2 separate regions of the Homo sapiens genome follow, and region 2 is linked to region 1. The links are chromatin loops, found by intact Hi-C in ENCODE. Cell type or tissue: heart right ventricle. All regions are shown on one strand. Links, peaks and the distances in the headings refer to the core of each region. The heading gives the core; the rest is flanking DNA. Region 1 overlaps COLGALT2 (collagen beta(1-O)galactosyltransferase 2). Region 2 has its middle 6.6 kb from the start of COLGALT2.

Region 1 (7,679 bases), core at 1,481-6,480:
CAGTCATCAGTAGCTATGCTTTTTATTATGTGTGATGTACAATGGTGGCTAAAAGAGAAAGTAACCAATCCACCTAACCTAGGGGAAGATGTTGAAATGGCTTCCCAAAGCAGGGACTATTTTCTGTTATTCATCAGTAGAGCACGGGGGTGTGAACGTGGGCAGTGGAGGTGGTTAGGGAGGAACAGCAGAAACTGAGGCTAGAAAGTGGGCAGGAGCCCCGCCAAGAGGCTCTGATGTATAAGAAGGCATTTGGGCTTCAGCTGAAAGGACAGGCACGCTCAAAAAGATTTTAGCACAGAAATGTCAGGTTGAATTTGGATTTAGAAAGGTCACTCTACAGGTAAGAAAAGTGTAGGTGGAGCATGCATGGGATGCATGGGCAGTGGCTGCTGGTCTCAGGCCAGGGGTGAAGAGACCACTTTGGACATTTCACGGCTACTGGGCAAAAGGTGGTGAGGACCTGAGCTAGAGCAGTAACAGTGGGAATGGAGAGGAAGGAACAGAAGCTTAGGACATAGGCTTGAAAGGACATAGCCAAGAGTTGATTGTAGGTAGATGAGCAAAAGGGAGGCATAGAGAAAACTCCCAAGTTCTGTCTTGAGTGTCTGGGGGTGATTTTAGGAACTTTAAATGGAATAGGGCATGTAGCATAAAGGAGAGGTTTGAAAAGAGAGACCATGGCTGGCATGGTGGCTCATGGCTGTAATCCCAGCACTTTAGGAGGCTGAGGCAGGTGGATCACCTGAGGTCAGGAGTTCAAGATCAGCCTGGCCAACATGGTGAAACCTGTCTCTACTAAAAATACAAAAATAAGCTGGGCATGGTAGTGCACATCTGTAGTCCCAGTTACTCGGAAGGCTGAGGCAGGAGAATTGCTTGAACCCAGGAGGCAGAGGTTGCAGTGAGCCAAGATCGCGCCATTGCACTCCAGCCTGAGTGACAGAGTGAGACTCCATCTCAAAAAAAAAAAAAAAAAAAAAAAGAAAGAGAAAAAGAAAAGAAAAGAAAACAGAGACCATGAGTTTATTTTTAGATCCATTGAGTTGTCTATGAGTATCTGCTTCCCACTCCCTTGCTCCTACACTATAAATTCCTTTTTCATCATATTAGTCTCAGGACCTAGCACATTGTCTGTCACGTGGTAGATGCCCAGCAAATATTTGTTAAATGACTGAATGAATGATGATGAAATGATGAAATAAGGAGCTGGTTCACTGTGACAGTATTTCTTGAACCAGCCCTCAGGAATCTCCTTTGCGAATTTCTTTAATACATACTTTTTCTGCCACTTTCCCTATGTTCTAGGCCCTAAAGGATATGGGTGGCATCTTATTGCTTTGTATTCCAAGCACCTAGCACAGTGCGTGGCATGTAGTTGTTACCAAAAAAAATCTGCTGAATGCATGAACAAATGAGCAAATGAATGAATGAAAACTGTATTGACAAGGGCACTGAACCCAAAGCGAGAATAATGGGCTTGAACTTAGACACTGTCGCTTTTGAAGGGAGAATCAGATTTCAGGACTTCAGTTTCTTCATCTATAGAGTGATTTTGCAATGTTGAGAAGAGCAAATAAAAGACTATATCAACTCCATAAAATAATGAGGTGTTGCTATTATTATGACTCCATTTACCTCTCGATAAAGTGCTGTCCCTTATTATCCCTGTTTCATGGCTCTCGGTCTCGACTCCCAAGTAGGGAGAGTCTCTCTGGCCTCAGAGAGAGGCCAGCCAGACCTTATGTTCTCTTGTTTTCTCCCACAGGGCTGAGAGTATAAGCTCTCAGTACACAGAAATGCACGTGTCATCAATAAAGATTTTAATGATTGTAAATTACAAATATGCACACTACCATGCTAGCCAGGTAGAGTTCATTTGAGAAGAACCTGTAAATTATAGCTTTCATCATTGATCTCCCAACACATGCCACCTCTAGTGCTAAGCACTTTACATATCGCATTTTATTTCATTCTTATACTTACCTTCTGTCCTGAATTCTAAAAATATAGAACACAATAGGAGTAAGAAAATGTTGGAAAAATAAAATTTTGAGGTGTATAATGAAGAAATATGGCCTAGAAGTCCGTGTAAGATTGATAAAAAGTTGGTAATGACAAAATCCTATCAGTCAAGTATCCTTCTCTAATAAAAGATTAACTAGGTGTTAAAAACACTTTGCATAGTGCCTAGAACCCAATAAGCAGTAAATAAATGGCTGCTAATAGTGTTGTTAGACTATACTGATTGAAGAATAGGAACGGGGTGTCCAATATTTTGACTTCCCTGGGCCACACTGGAAGAAGAAAGATTGTCTTGGGCCACACATAAAATATACTAACACAACAATAGCTGATGAGCTAAAAAAAAAATCACAAAAAGAATCACATAGCGTTTTAAGAAAGTTTACAAATTTGTATTGGGTCACATTCAGAGCAATCCTGGGCCACATGTGGCCTGCGGGCCATGGTTGAACAAGCTTGCATTAGTATATGCATTTTGTTCATGAGCAAACATAGAATGCCTGTAATGTATGCGTCTTCTCTGAAGGTACTAGGGATTCAAAACATTTTATGATCAATTCTCTGTTTTCAGGTATGTATGATTTAATAGGAGAAACAGACAGATGTTAAAAAAACACTAACAACACAGTATAGCATTTTGAGAAAGGAGAAAATATCAAAGAAATAGGAATTTGGGATAGAGAGAGATTGCTATGGCCTGTGTGATCCAGGAGAGCCTCAAGTCCTAATCGTTCTTAGGCTAAGCTTGGGTACAAGTGTAAAATTTAAACAAGAAGAGTGGTATGGTGAGGACACTACAGGCAGAGGAAACAGACCAAGAAAAGACGAAGTATTCTCATGCTGAAGGAGAGCTGACTTAAAACAGTAGGCAGAAATAAAGTTCGAGAGGGTGGAGTGGCTTCATTGTTGTAGTCCTTGAATTCTTCTTCAGCTAAAGAAGAATTCCTATCTTAAGGAGCCAATGAAGGTGTTAGAAGAGATAATCAGGCTGTAAGGATTTATTCAACACATACTGTACCCCGCAGATTGTTCAAGATGCTGGGCATAAAGCAGTGAACAAAACAGGCAGAAGCCCTGCCATCAGGGAACTTATATTCTAACACAGAGAGTTAGACAATAGACAATATATCTGGGAAGCAGCCATATGAATATTTGGGTGAAGAATGTCTCAAGTGGAAAGAACAGCACATGTAAAGACTGTTAGACAGGAAAAGCTTGGGGGTGTTCCAGGGACAAAAGGCCAGCATGATTGGGGCATAAAGAATGAGTTGGGTCAAGGGAGATGAAGTAATGGAAGAAGAAATGTCCAGATCACACCGAACATTCTGGCCATGGTAAGGAATTTAGATTTTACTCCAAGAGTAATGGGAATCCGTGGAAGATGGGGTGGGGCAGAGGGGGCATGGCCTGAAGTGACTTGTGCATTTAGAAGGATCATTTGGGCTGTGGTGAGGATACTAGATTGTAGGGGACCAGTACCTCTCTCCTGGTGGGACATGATGGTGATTGGGATGTGAGCTCTAGCAAGGAGTTGATGAGAAACAGACAGGTTGAGGATATATTTTGGTGGTGGAGCAACAGGACTTACAGAGACCTGAATGCAGTCCATGAAGGAAAGAAAGGAATCAAGATGAGTCCAAGATTTTAGCCTGATATGCCATTTACTGAGATGGGAAAGACTTTATAGAAAAAGACTGGGGGTTGGGGAGCTAGTTTTGGTCACGTAAGTTTAAGATATTTAATAGGCATCTAAATAGAAAGGCAGAAGATAGTTGGATATATAAGTCTGGAGTTCAGGGAAGAAACTCCAGCTAGAGACAGATATTTGAGAATCATCAGCATCAGAAGGATATTTGAAGCTGTGGAACAGTCTGAACTCATGTAGTAAAAGAACACAGGATGAGAAGAGGACAGATCCCTGGGGAAGACAAAACAGCCAGAGAGCTAGGAGGAAAAATTGAGAAGTGTTTCAAGACGGAGCCAAGATGCTGCTGAGAAGCCAAGGAAAATAAGGATAAAGAATTGGTCATTGGTTCTGTCAAGAGAGAGGTCTGTGATGACCTTGACATGGGCCACTTCAGTGCAATGATGAGAACACAAATCCATTCAAGTGGACTGAAGAGAAGCCAATGGGGAGATGAGAAAGCTGAATCTTGATGGGATGGGGAAATGGAGAAATCCGATGGAGGCTGTTGGGGGTAAGAGGTCAAGGGAAAGGTTTTTCTGGTTAGGTTGTTTGTACTGTTTTTTTAAAAAAATAGAAATATAACAGTATGTTTTATGCCAGTCACAAGGATCCAGTATATAAGGAGATCTTGATGATGTAAAAGAGAAGGTAATTATAAGGTGAAAACAAGAGGGTTTTTGTCCTGGGTTGCAGCCCAGAACAATATTGCAGAGGCTATACTAGATAGAAACTTCATCTACTGTGGCAGATGGGATGGCAGAATGTATTGATACACATGCAGTTTGGTTTGTGGACTTGAGGTGGATTGAAAAGGTAGATCTAATTTGATTTTGAATATTTTCTTTCTGAAGTATATAGGCCAGTCAGTCATGAGCTAGACAGAGATTTTGGAGATTTTAGGAGAGAGAAGACAAAAGATACAATCTCTCAAAGAGTGGGAAAATAAATTTACTATGAAAGGACACTTACATCATTTGGTGGTGTCAAGTGCCAATTTGACATCTGTGATTGTAGCTTTGAAGTGACTCAGTCAACACAATTGTGTATGTTTCTCCCAGTAGTCCTCTTGGTGCTGAGTAAGTGGGCAATGGGTTTAACCAGGATTAGGGTTTTATCAGGCATCAGTGGACGAGAATTGAAAATCTTGTGAAGGGGATGGTCAGGGAATTTCTGAATTGTAGACTGGAGTTTTAGAAATCAGAGTTGAAGAATTTGAGTGAGGTGGGAGAAGGGTTATGACGACAATGACTAACACTTATTAAAAGCACTGTGCCCATCTCTTTTCATGTGATAACTCATTTAGTACATTAGAAGCTGCACAGAGAATTTGGGGATGTGCTGCCTTCGGGAGATGAATGACAGGAGGCCAGATCTTATAAAGATGTTAGATTTAAATGGTCTATAAAGCATGAGGAGATTACTCTTGCAAATTACAGCATAAGGTGATAGGAAGTCTCAGGTACCTGCTCTCAGTATTGACATTTTGAGACAACAGTACATCATGTAAAAATTATTAAGATAATTGGACTTGAAGTTATGTCTAAAACTGAGTTCCAGCTCTGCCAATCACTCAGTATTTGACCTTGGACAAGTCTACATCTGGCTTGGTCTCAGTTTCTTTATTTGTAAAAAAAAAAAAAAAAAAAAAACCACCACAAAAAAGTGAAGATAAAATTACATGGTGACTATGAAAACACCTAGCAACCTGTTAAGCCCTTAAATATAGTGTTGAGTGTGACTGTTACAGTTGAGAACAGAGCTGTGCGGCGGAAGATTATTTTGACAACAGTGAGCATGATTAATTAGAATAGGAAAGACTGAGAGCATGTAAGTGTTTGAAAAAAATCAAAAACAGCCCAGGCATAGTGGGTAAGGACCCAAGCTAGGCTGCAACAATGGAAGAAGTTCAGGAGAAATTATAGAGAAGAAGCGGTAGGATTTGATCCAAGTACAATCTATCATGTACTATTCCAGACATGACTGGGCTTAAATGAGCTACTCTGGACCCAGCCCAGTTGCCTGGTTGGCTAATACCAGTGGCCACCAAGGACTAGCTCTGGGGATGATGTGGAATGGGAATTAAGAGCTCCGGTAAAGGAGTAGGACCTAGGTTCAAATACCAGCTCTATCAGCTCTGTGATCTTGGGCAAGTTATTTAATGTTTGTTTCCTTGTCTATAAAAATAGAGACACTCATACATATCCCATGGTACATGTGAACATTAAATATATGTGATTATATATGTCAAGTATATATGTGACATATATATATATCACTCACAGAACTCTGGGTTCTGTGAGTGATAAGACCTCTGTAACAATGGCTGTAATTATTCACATTAGATCTTGAAACTATCCCGAAAGCAATGAAGCCCATTGTCCCAAGTGGCAGTACAGGGAAGGATTATTTCCAGGAAGGGATTTAATGAGAGACCAGATCAATTATGAAAGATGGAGTCAGAAATGACTACAAACAGAAGCCAGGATATACCTAACCTTCAAGTCTGTTGTCAGCAAAGATACATCCTTCTCCCCACAGACTAAGTTTCTTAGGTCTGACTCACTGTATCACTTCCTGTTTTCCTCTGTGGCTTACTGCTGCCTTCAGTGGCAAAACCCAAGCACACTTCTCTGATATTTTTGCTCAGTGATGACTTTCGGGAGCCAACCACTTGTGGCTTTTTTTTTGCAACACTTGTCCTGTGAATGCAATGACTGCCTATGTTTGATGGAAACAAAGTGGCTAAAAGCAGTCTCTTTGGCTGAAATGTTAAAGCCACACAGGCCATGTGAGTCCAAAGGAGACCAGCAGCCTAGAATGGGTAACTCAAAATATAACATCTTCCCAAGTCTCAGGCCCCAGGAGGGAGAGTGAGACAGCTCCTCAGACAATATCATGAACAGGAGGAAGCTGGTACATTAAGCTTCTTTCTCTTAAAAACCTAACCGTGTACCTGGTGGACCCTCCCTATTGATTTTAAAAGAAACTAATAAGGAGTGGAGTGGAGCAGAAAGGACCAGAATATTCTCGGCTGCTATTGGGAAGACAAAGACATGCACTGCATATGCACAGAAATATGACTGTAAGTGTCAAGTTTGAAGTAATGAGACCAGCTCTTGTGTTTGGCCTAAGAACTCTGTCTCACTACGTTCTAGAATTTCACATCATTCGCCAATAAGTAAAATTGGATGTCAGGATTTCTCTATAATATTTCAGTGAAGTTAAACAGATCATACCCTTTGGACAGTATCTCAGGATGGGCAAAGTTATGCTGGAATATAAAAATCTGATTGGCTTCATACAACAATGGCTTATTTCTTGCTATCCAAGTCTGCAGAGCAGGTGTCTTTCCTGGGAGCTGCCCTTCATGTGTTGATGCAATGTTCCAGGCTGCTTCCAATTCACATCTGCTATCCATATCCACACATGCCGCTATGAGCACAGTGGTGGGACCAAGGGCAGTGTCGGGGGAGCCCTTGGAGAGTGGAGCAGCAGCACCACACTATAAACTTTCCCCAGAAAGTCATATAGCCCTGAGTAACTTCAAGGGCAAGAGAGTGTATTCCTCTCCTGTGCCTGGAATAGAGGTGAACAGATACGTTACAGTAGTCATGGCCATTACCCATAGTTCTTTCAACAACCCAGTTACCAGCTATCATTTTAAATTTTCTTTGTATTATCCCTTTAAGGAAAATCAAATGAGGACTTTGAATTTGTATAATACTAAACATTCTTCGAGGACTTTGAATTTTTATAATACTAAACATTCTTCAAGGCCTTTTCAGGTTTCTTAACCAATATTACTTCCAAACTTTAAAATACATAGTTTGCAAAGGAAGCTTTTTTAGAGTATCAAATAAATAAAACTTTCATTATTGAAGAAGTAGTGTCACTCCCAGCTGGAATCTTCCCATTAGACATGGGCCAGCTCTCTGTGGTTAGATCCTGTTAAAGCAATGGACCTTTT
Region 2 (7,679 bases), core at 962-5,961, 86 kb before region 1:
ATAAGGTTTTAAACAAAATTTAAATTCTTACAAAGATCTCTAATTACAAGTATGTGATATTGGCACATGGATAGGTAAAACCAATGAAGCAAAATAGGGAGCCAGGCAACAGACCCATACACATGTGGGCAGATGCAAGAAGGGAAGGAGAGAAGGGGTGATTGGCTACACGGTATAGGCAAACACTTTTAAATCTCTAGGAGAAAATATAAAAGAATATTTTATGACCCCAAGTTTAAGAGTGATTTCTTAAGACACAAAAAGCACAAACCATATGCTTCACTCATGTCCCTGTGAAGACACCACCAAACAGGCTTTGTGTGAGCAACAAGGCTGTTTATTCCACCTGGGTGCAGGTGGGCTGAGTCTGAAAATAGAGTCAGCGAAGGGAAATAGGGGTGGAGCCGTTTTATAGGATTTGGGTAGGTAAAGGAAAATTACAGTCAAAGGGGGTTGTTCTCTGGCGGGCAGGGGTCGGGGAGGGGGGGGTCACAAGGTGCTCAGTGGGGGAGCTTTTGAGCCAGGATGAGCCAGGAGAAGGAATTTCACAAGGTAATGTCATCAGTTAAGGCAGGAAGAGGCCATCTTCACTTCTTTTGTGATTCTTTAGTTATTTCAGGCCATCTGGATGTATATGTGCAGGTCACGGGGAATATGATGGCTTAGCTTGGGCTCAGAGGCCTGACAATATGGAAAAAATTTGGTAAATTTAACTGTATCTCAGTTAAGAATTTCCAACACTAAGAGAGTGGAAGGAAAATGACATCTGTAACACACAATTGAAAGAAAAGATACCCAGAATATATACAGAACTCCTAAAAATCAATTAGGAAACAAAACAAAACACTCCTTAGGTTAAAAAAAAGAAAGTAAACAGAAAAAAAGACATAAAAGGCCAGCAAACATAACTTGATGTTCAGCAACATTGATTGAGTGAGAAAATGTAAATTGAGGCAAGAAGATACCATAATACACCTATCAGATTAGCAACAAAAGCCAAGAGTTGGCAGAAAAGTAGACCAAAGGGAAGATGCACAAATCCTATGATCCAACAATTCTAATCCCAGGTATATATTCTAGAGCAATATTTTTAAATGAAGTGCCAGGACCTGTTAGTGGTTGTGAAATACACTAGTTATTTTAGTTATGTTAGTGGTTAGTGGGTTGAGTACAGTTTTCAAAAAGTAATTATTTAAAACACACATAGAGTTTCAATCAACAACTTGAATGAATCTCATAAAAACTAAAAACCTAATGTATAGTCAAAATGTTAGTTATAGAAGCGTATATAAGATATTTGATTTGTTTAAAATTCTAATATAGCAGCTGTATTTATAATAGCCCAGAAGTGGAAACAACCCAAATGTCCCTCAGCTGATGAAAATATAAAGTAGTATGTTCATACAGTGGAATATTATTCAGCATTAAAAAGGAATAAAGTACTCATGCTACAACATCAATGGACCTTGAAAACATAGTAAGTGAAAGAAGCCAATCACAAGGGGTCACATATTGTAGAATTCCATTTATGTGTAATGTCTAAAGTAGGTAAATCTATAGAGACAGAAAGTAGATTAGTGAGAGAGTAGCACGAGCTGGGAGACATAAGGATTGATCACTAATGAGTATAGGTTTCTTTTTGTGGTGATAAAAATGTACTAAAATTGATTGTGATCGTGTTGCATAACTATGAATACACTAAAAACCTTTGCATTGTGTACTTTAAATAGGTGAATTGTATGGTATTTGAAGAAAAATTCAAATGCAGGCAAAACTAACACACATTTAGGAGATGTACCAGAGTTCTCCAGAGAACAGAACCAAAAAGAGAGAATGAGATTGATTTTAAGGAATTGGCTCATGTGATTGTGGGGGCTTGAAAACCTGAAATCTGTGGAAGGCAGGCTGGCAAGTTGGAGACCCAGGAAAGAGCTTATTTTGCAGTCTTGAGTCCAAGGGCAATCCAGAGTCAGAATTCCTTTTTTCATGGAGAATCCCATTCTTTTAAGGCCTTCAACAGATGGGATGGCAACCCACATTATGAAGCGTAATCTGCTTTACTCAAAGTCTACTGATTTAAATATTAATCACATTTGAAAAATATCTCACAGCAATATCTAGACTGGTTTGACCAAGAAACTGGGCACCCTAGTGTAGTGAAGTTGACCCGTAAAATTAACCATCACAGGAGGTAAAGTTCTAAACAAAATGAAGAGACTGATTAACACAAAATTCAGTCTAGTACTTATCTCTGGGGAATGGAACAAAGCATTGTGACAAGAAGGGACTCAGGGCTTCAGAGTTAATGGTCATGTTCTGTTTCTCAAGGTGGGTGCTGGGTATATGGATATCCATTTTATTAGTAGTATTTAAATTAATGTATTAGTTTATGGATTATATCTGTTAGTTTATATTTCATGTTTATTAAATATTTTTATTAAAATTTTTCTAATATCTAGAGTACAAAGTGATAGTAAGTTAGGCAATTTCTATAAGTAAACAGATGCATATATGCAACCTTAAATAATGCCTGGCTTTGTAAATATGAAAAGACATCAAAAGCAATCCATGGTCCAAAAAATATCCCATGTCTATCTCTAGATATTTAGTCAACATCTGCTATCAACATGGATATTGAGTCTCACTGAAGAGGACTGAGTACAAACCCACATTGAAAATGTGCAAATTAAAAATGCCATATTAAAATTACCCCAAAATGTTAATGGTTGTGGTGGAGTAGTGGATCATGAGTGATTTTTTTCTTTTTTTCCCCCATTTTCAACATTTTTTAAAGTTCTATAGTAAAATAGACTTTAATAAATCATTGAATTTTAGAGCCTTTGGCCTAGAAGGGCTAATACAACACTCCACATTCATGTTAAAATATATCTTACGGCTTATTTACCTTGCTTAAATGTCCCTCCCTGCTTTCTTCTATTCCTCTCTCCTTCTCCCTCTCTCTGTCCTTTCTTCCTTCTTTCCTTCCTTCTTCTCCTCCCCATCTAAAACATCCAGTACAACATTAAACAGACGTAATGAGATCTGACATTCTTATCTTGTTTCTGATCACAGGAGGAACACTCAGTCTTTCACCATTAAGGATGATGTTAGCTGGGGGCTTTTTGTAGATGCTGTTTATTACGTTGAGGAAGTTCCCTTCTATTCCTATATACTGAGAATTTTTATGAGGAATTCATGTTGGATTCATAAATGCTTTCTCTGCATTTCTTGAGATGATCATATGATTTTTCAAGTTTGTTAATAAATCACATGGATTGACTTTTTCTTATTTTCTTATTGTGGTAAAATACATATAACAAAAAATTTACTATTTTAAGTGGTATTAAATACATTCATAATGTTGTGCAACTATTACTCATATCCATCTCCATGACTCTTTTATCTTTAAAACTGAAACATATACCCATTAAACAATAACTCCCCATTTCCCCTACCCCCATCCCCTTGGCAACCACCATTCTATTTTGTCTCTGTAATTTTGACTAACTACCTTATATAAGTTGAATCATACAATATTTGCCTTTAAAAATTGGCTTATTTCACTTAGCATAATGCCCTCAAAGTTAACATGTTGTAGCATATGTCAGAATTTCCTCCCTTCTTGAGACTGAATACTATTCCACTGTATGTATATACCACATTTTGCTTTTCCATTCACTAATCAATAGGCACCTGGTTTGCTTCCATATTTTAGCTATTGTGAATAATGCCACTGTGAACATGGGTGCACAAATATCTCTTTGAGACTTTGCTTTCAATTTGTTTGGGTATATAGCTAGAAGTAGAAGTGTTAGATTATATGGTAATTATATTTTTAATTTCTTGAACTGTCATACTGTTTTCCACAGCAGCTGTACCATTTTACATTCCCACCAACAGTGCACAATGTTCCAATTTTTCTACACCCTTGCCAACATTTGTTATTTTCTGTGTTTTTCTAGTAGCCATCCTAATGAGTGTGAAGTGATAAATCTTATAGTTTTGAATTGCATTTCCTAAGGATTAGTGATGTTGAGAAACTTTTCATGTGCTTATGGCCATTTGTATATCTTCTTTGGAGAAATGTTTATTCAAAGTCCTTTGCCCATTTTAAAGAAATGATTATATATAAAATTGTATAAAACCGTATAATTTTCTAGCTTTCTCTGTTACTACTTCCCATCCTATCTCCCAGCCATGCCCTGTTCATTGTATCTCTCAAGTGTGTCATACTGTTTCATTCCTTGCTCCTGCAGTTCCATCTACCTGGAATTCCCATCTCTTTCCCCTTCTGTCTTCCTTTTCTTAGTCCATGCTACTCATTTTTCTTTTCTTATATTTCGAATCAAATTATATTTTTTTCAGCTTTTAAGTTCAGCAGTACATGTGCAGATTTGTTACATAGGTAAACTTGTTTCATGGGGGTTTTTGATACAGAGTATTTCATTACCCAGGTATTTAACCTAGTACCCATTACTTATTTTTCCTGATCCTCTCTCTCCTCCCACCTTCCATGCTCCAATACGCCCCAGTTTGTGTTGTTCCCCTCTATGTGTCCATGTGTTCTCATCATTTAGTTCCCACTTATAAGTGAGAACATGTGGTATTTGGTTTTCTGTTCCTGCATTGGTTTGCTTAAGGATAATGGCATCCAGCTCCATCCATGTCCCTGTAAAAGACATTATCTCATTCTTTTTTATGGCTGCATAGTATTCTATGATGTGTATGCACCACATTTTGTTTACCCAGTCTATCATTGATGGGCATTTAGGTTGATTCCATGTCTTCATTATTGTGAGTAGTGCTGCAATGAACATACACGTGCATGTGTCTTTATGATAGAATGATTTATATTCCTTTGGGTATATAACCAGTAATGGGATTACCTGATCGATGGTCTTTAGGACTTTGAGGAATTGCCACACTGTCTTCTACAATGGTTCAACTAATTTACACTCCCACCAACAGTGTATAAGCGTTTTTTTTTTCTCCACAACCTTGCCAGCATGTTATTTCTTGACTTTTTAGTAGCCATTCCGATGGTGTGAGATGGTATCTCATTGTGGTTATCCTATAATTCTCAGCCTATCACAGCTGCCCCAGAGGCATTTATTTCCTCCTCTTCTTCGCTGTGGTTTTTACTTGAACTTCTCCAATAATCAATGATGTTGAGCTTTCCTTCATATGATTGTTGTCCACATCTATACCTTCTTTTGAAAAGTATCTGTTCGTGTCCTTTGCCCACTTTTTAATGGAGTTGTTTGGTTTTTCCCTCTTGTAAATTTGCTTAAGTTCCTTTTAGATACTGGATATTAGACCCTTGTCAGATGCATAGTTTGCAAAATTTTTCTCCCATTCTGTAAGTTGTCTGATTACTCTATTGATAGTTTCTTTTGCTATGCAGGAGCTCAGTTAATTAGATCCCATTTGTCAATTTTTGTTTTTGTTGCAATTGTTTTTCACATCTTCTTCATGAAATCGTTGCCAGTGCTCATGTCCTGAATGATATTGCCAAGGTTGTATTCTAGGGTTTTTAGAGTTTTGGGTTTTACATTTACATTTATAAGCCATCTTGAGTCAATTTTTGTATCTGGTGTAAGGAAAGGGTCCAGTTTCAAGCTTCTGTGTATGGCTAGCCGATTATACCAGCACCATTTATTGAATAGAGAATCCTTTCCCCATTGCTTGTTATTGTCAGGTTTGTCAAAGATCAGGTAGCTGTAGGTGTGCAGTCTTATTTCTGGGTTCTCTGTTCTGTTCCATTGGTCTATGTGTCTGTTTTTGTACTAGGATCATGCTGTTTTGGTTACTCTAGCCCTGTAGTATAGTTTGAAGTTGGGTAGCGTGATGCCTTCAGCTTTTTTCTTTTTGCTTAGGATTGCCTTGACTATTTAGCCTCTTTTTTGTTCCATATGAATTTTAAAATAGTTTTTTTCTAGTTCTGTGAAAAATCTCAATGGTAGTTTAGGAATAGCATTGAATCTGTAAATTGCTTTGGGTAGTATGGCCATTTTAAAAATATTAATTCTTCCTGTCCATGCATGCTACTTATTTTTCAATGCTCAATTCAAAGACATCTCTTTAATTAAACATTTCCTAGCTATCTCCACTTCCCCACTTCCTTACTTATGCTCCTTTTTCCATCATAAGACATAAAATGACTTATAGCATTTGTGCATTTATATGACACATCTTATTTATTCATGCATTTCCAGCAACTATATCTTGGCACAGAGTAGGCATTGAGCAAGTGTTTGAAGGAATGAGTTAATATAATTTAAGGGATGCATCTATTCTTAAATGAGACGTAGAAGTGTAGTTTACATTTGTATAAACTTGTTTTGAATTGGAAAACATTCCTCCGTAGTGACTATTCTATAGCTCTTGGATGCAGCCAGAGCATAGACAAAACTTTGACACTGACGTAGTTTAATTTTAGCCTTTCCCACCTCAGTCACTGCTCTTTTTCTCCCTTAATATTAATTCCCTTCCTAGGACCCAGAGTCCTCGGGCCTACGTATCAGAAATCCATAAAACTTGCTTTGTCACCAAAGAGACCCATGCTTCAAATTAGGATCCCATTCAGTTCCCTTTATCAAAACTTCTTATAGGCCATTTCAGTTTAGGTGATAAGATTTAAAAATCTGATTGAATTAAAAAGATATCATCTAATGCTCCTCTCTCAAGGATTTTCATGTTGAAATTGGCAGAATTGTCAATTCAAGTACATTTTACATTGTAGGATTTTAGGATGGATCAGAAAAGCGAGTAAAACAAACCAGGTAGTGAAAGAAAGATATTTCAGTACAGAAGAAAGAAGCCTGGATAATTCAGCCAAGAGACTCTTTCTGCCAACTATGGCCCAGCAGGACTTACGAGGGGCTGGCCACTTTCTCCCTGTTTTTCCAAGGGAGAAGCATTCAAATATTCAACACTCAAATGATTGGCATTTAGCAATTTCATAAATGTTTGTTGAATGAAAAAATGAGGCAAGCATTTAAAACTTTTTTACCTAGGAAGGAATTGATGTTCAAAGAGGTCAAGTTTCCAAGGTCACAAAGAGAATAAGTGACACCAGTGAAATGAAAATTCAGCTCCAAGTGTCAGTTGCTCTTTCAAGCCTATCACAGCTGCCCCAGAGGCATTTATTTCCTCCTCTTCTGGGCTGCTGGAGCCACAGACATCTTGAGAAGCTTTCCTGCAAGAAGTCCTCTGGCCACCTCATAGGCCCTGTCCCCACCACATTGCACTAAGGGTGACAGTCCAAGAGGTTTTGTTGTCCCAGATGGAAGTCCCCTGTGCTGGAACAGTATGGGGAGGGGATATGAGAGAAAGTGCTTACTTCTAACTTTATGTAGAATCAATTGGAACAGTCTACTGGCAGTGGAGACAAAGAGATATGTGTGTACAACCCTGACTTTCCATTCAGCCGATTTTCCATGGAAAGAGCATTATAAGCAATGAATATTTTAAAATATAATTGGCTTTTATTTTTAAATTAGTTTTTTTTTTCAAATTAACTGTCTTATAACATCAATCCTATGCGGGGGGGAAACATCCAAATTCACATTACTGATTTCTGAAGAACTTATGAAACAAATCTGTTAGTAAGATGGGGACTTAATTTTTCCCAGGCTTCCCCTCCACTGCCTCCCAACCATATTTACAATGATCTTCTA

Evidence for each region. Hi-C counts contacts between places; a loop is a spot of excess contacts. Peaks named below come from ENCODE experiments on the same cell type or tissue, not always from the same donor. Only the 100,000 strongest peaks of a DNase experiment are listed, where the experiment ranks them.
Region 2: it touches region 1 in a loop (2.4-fold over the local background); 25 of 110 quality-filtered maps call a loop at or near these places.

The regions. Positions count from the first base shown.
Region 1 is chr1:183,955,461-183,963,139 of GRCh38, reverse strand. All of the region lies in intron 6 of COLGALT2 (collagen beta(1-O)galactosyltransferase 2), which reads left to right. Among named protein-coding and RNA genes, the nearest start is that of COLGALT2, 78 kb to the left of the region's middle. RefSeq lists a silencer at 7,144-7,308. In heart right ventricle, for the core only: no CTCF peak of the experiment used is centred there; a DNase peak (open chromatin) is centred at 4,051; H3K27ac peaks cover 4,788 bases.
Region 2 is chr1:184,040,526-184,048,204 of GRCh38, reverse strand. No RefSeq gene overlaps it. Among named protein-coding and RNA genes, the nearest start is that of COLGALT2, 6.6 kb to the right of the region's middle. In heart right ventricle, for the core only: no CTCF peak of the experiment used is centred there; no DNase peak of the experiment used is centred there.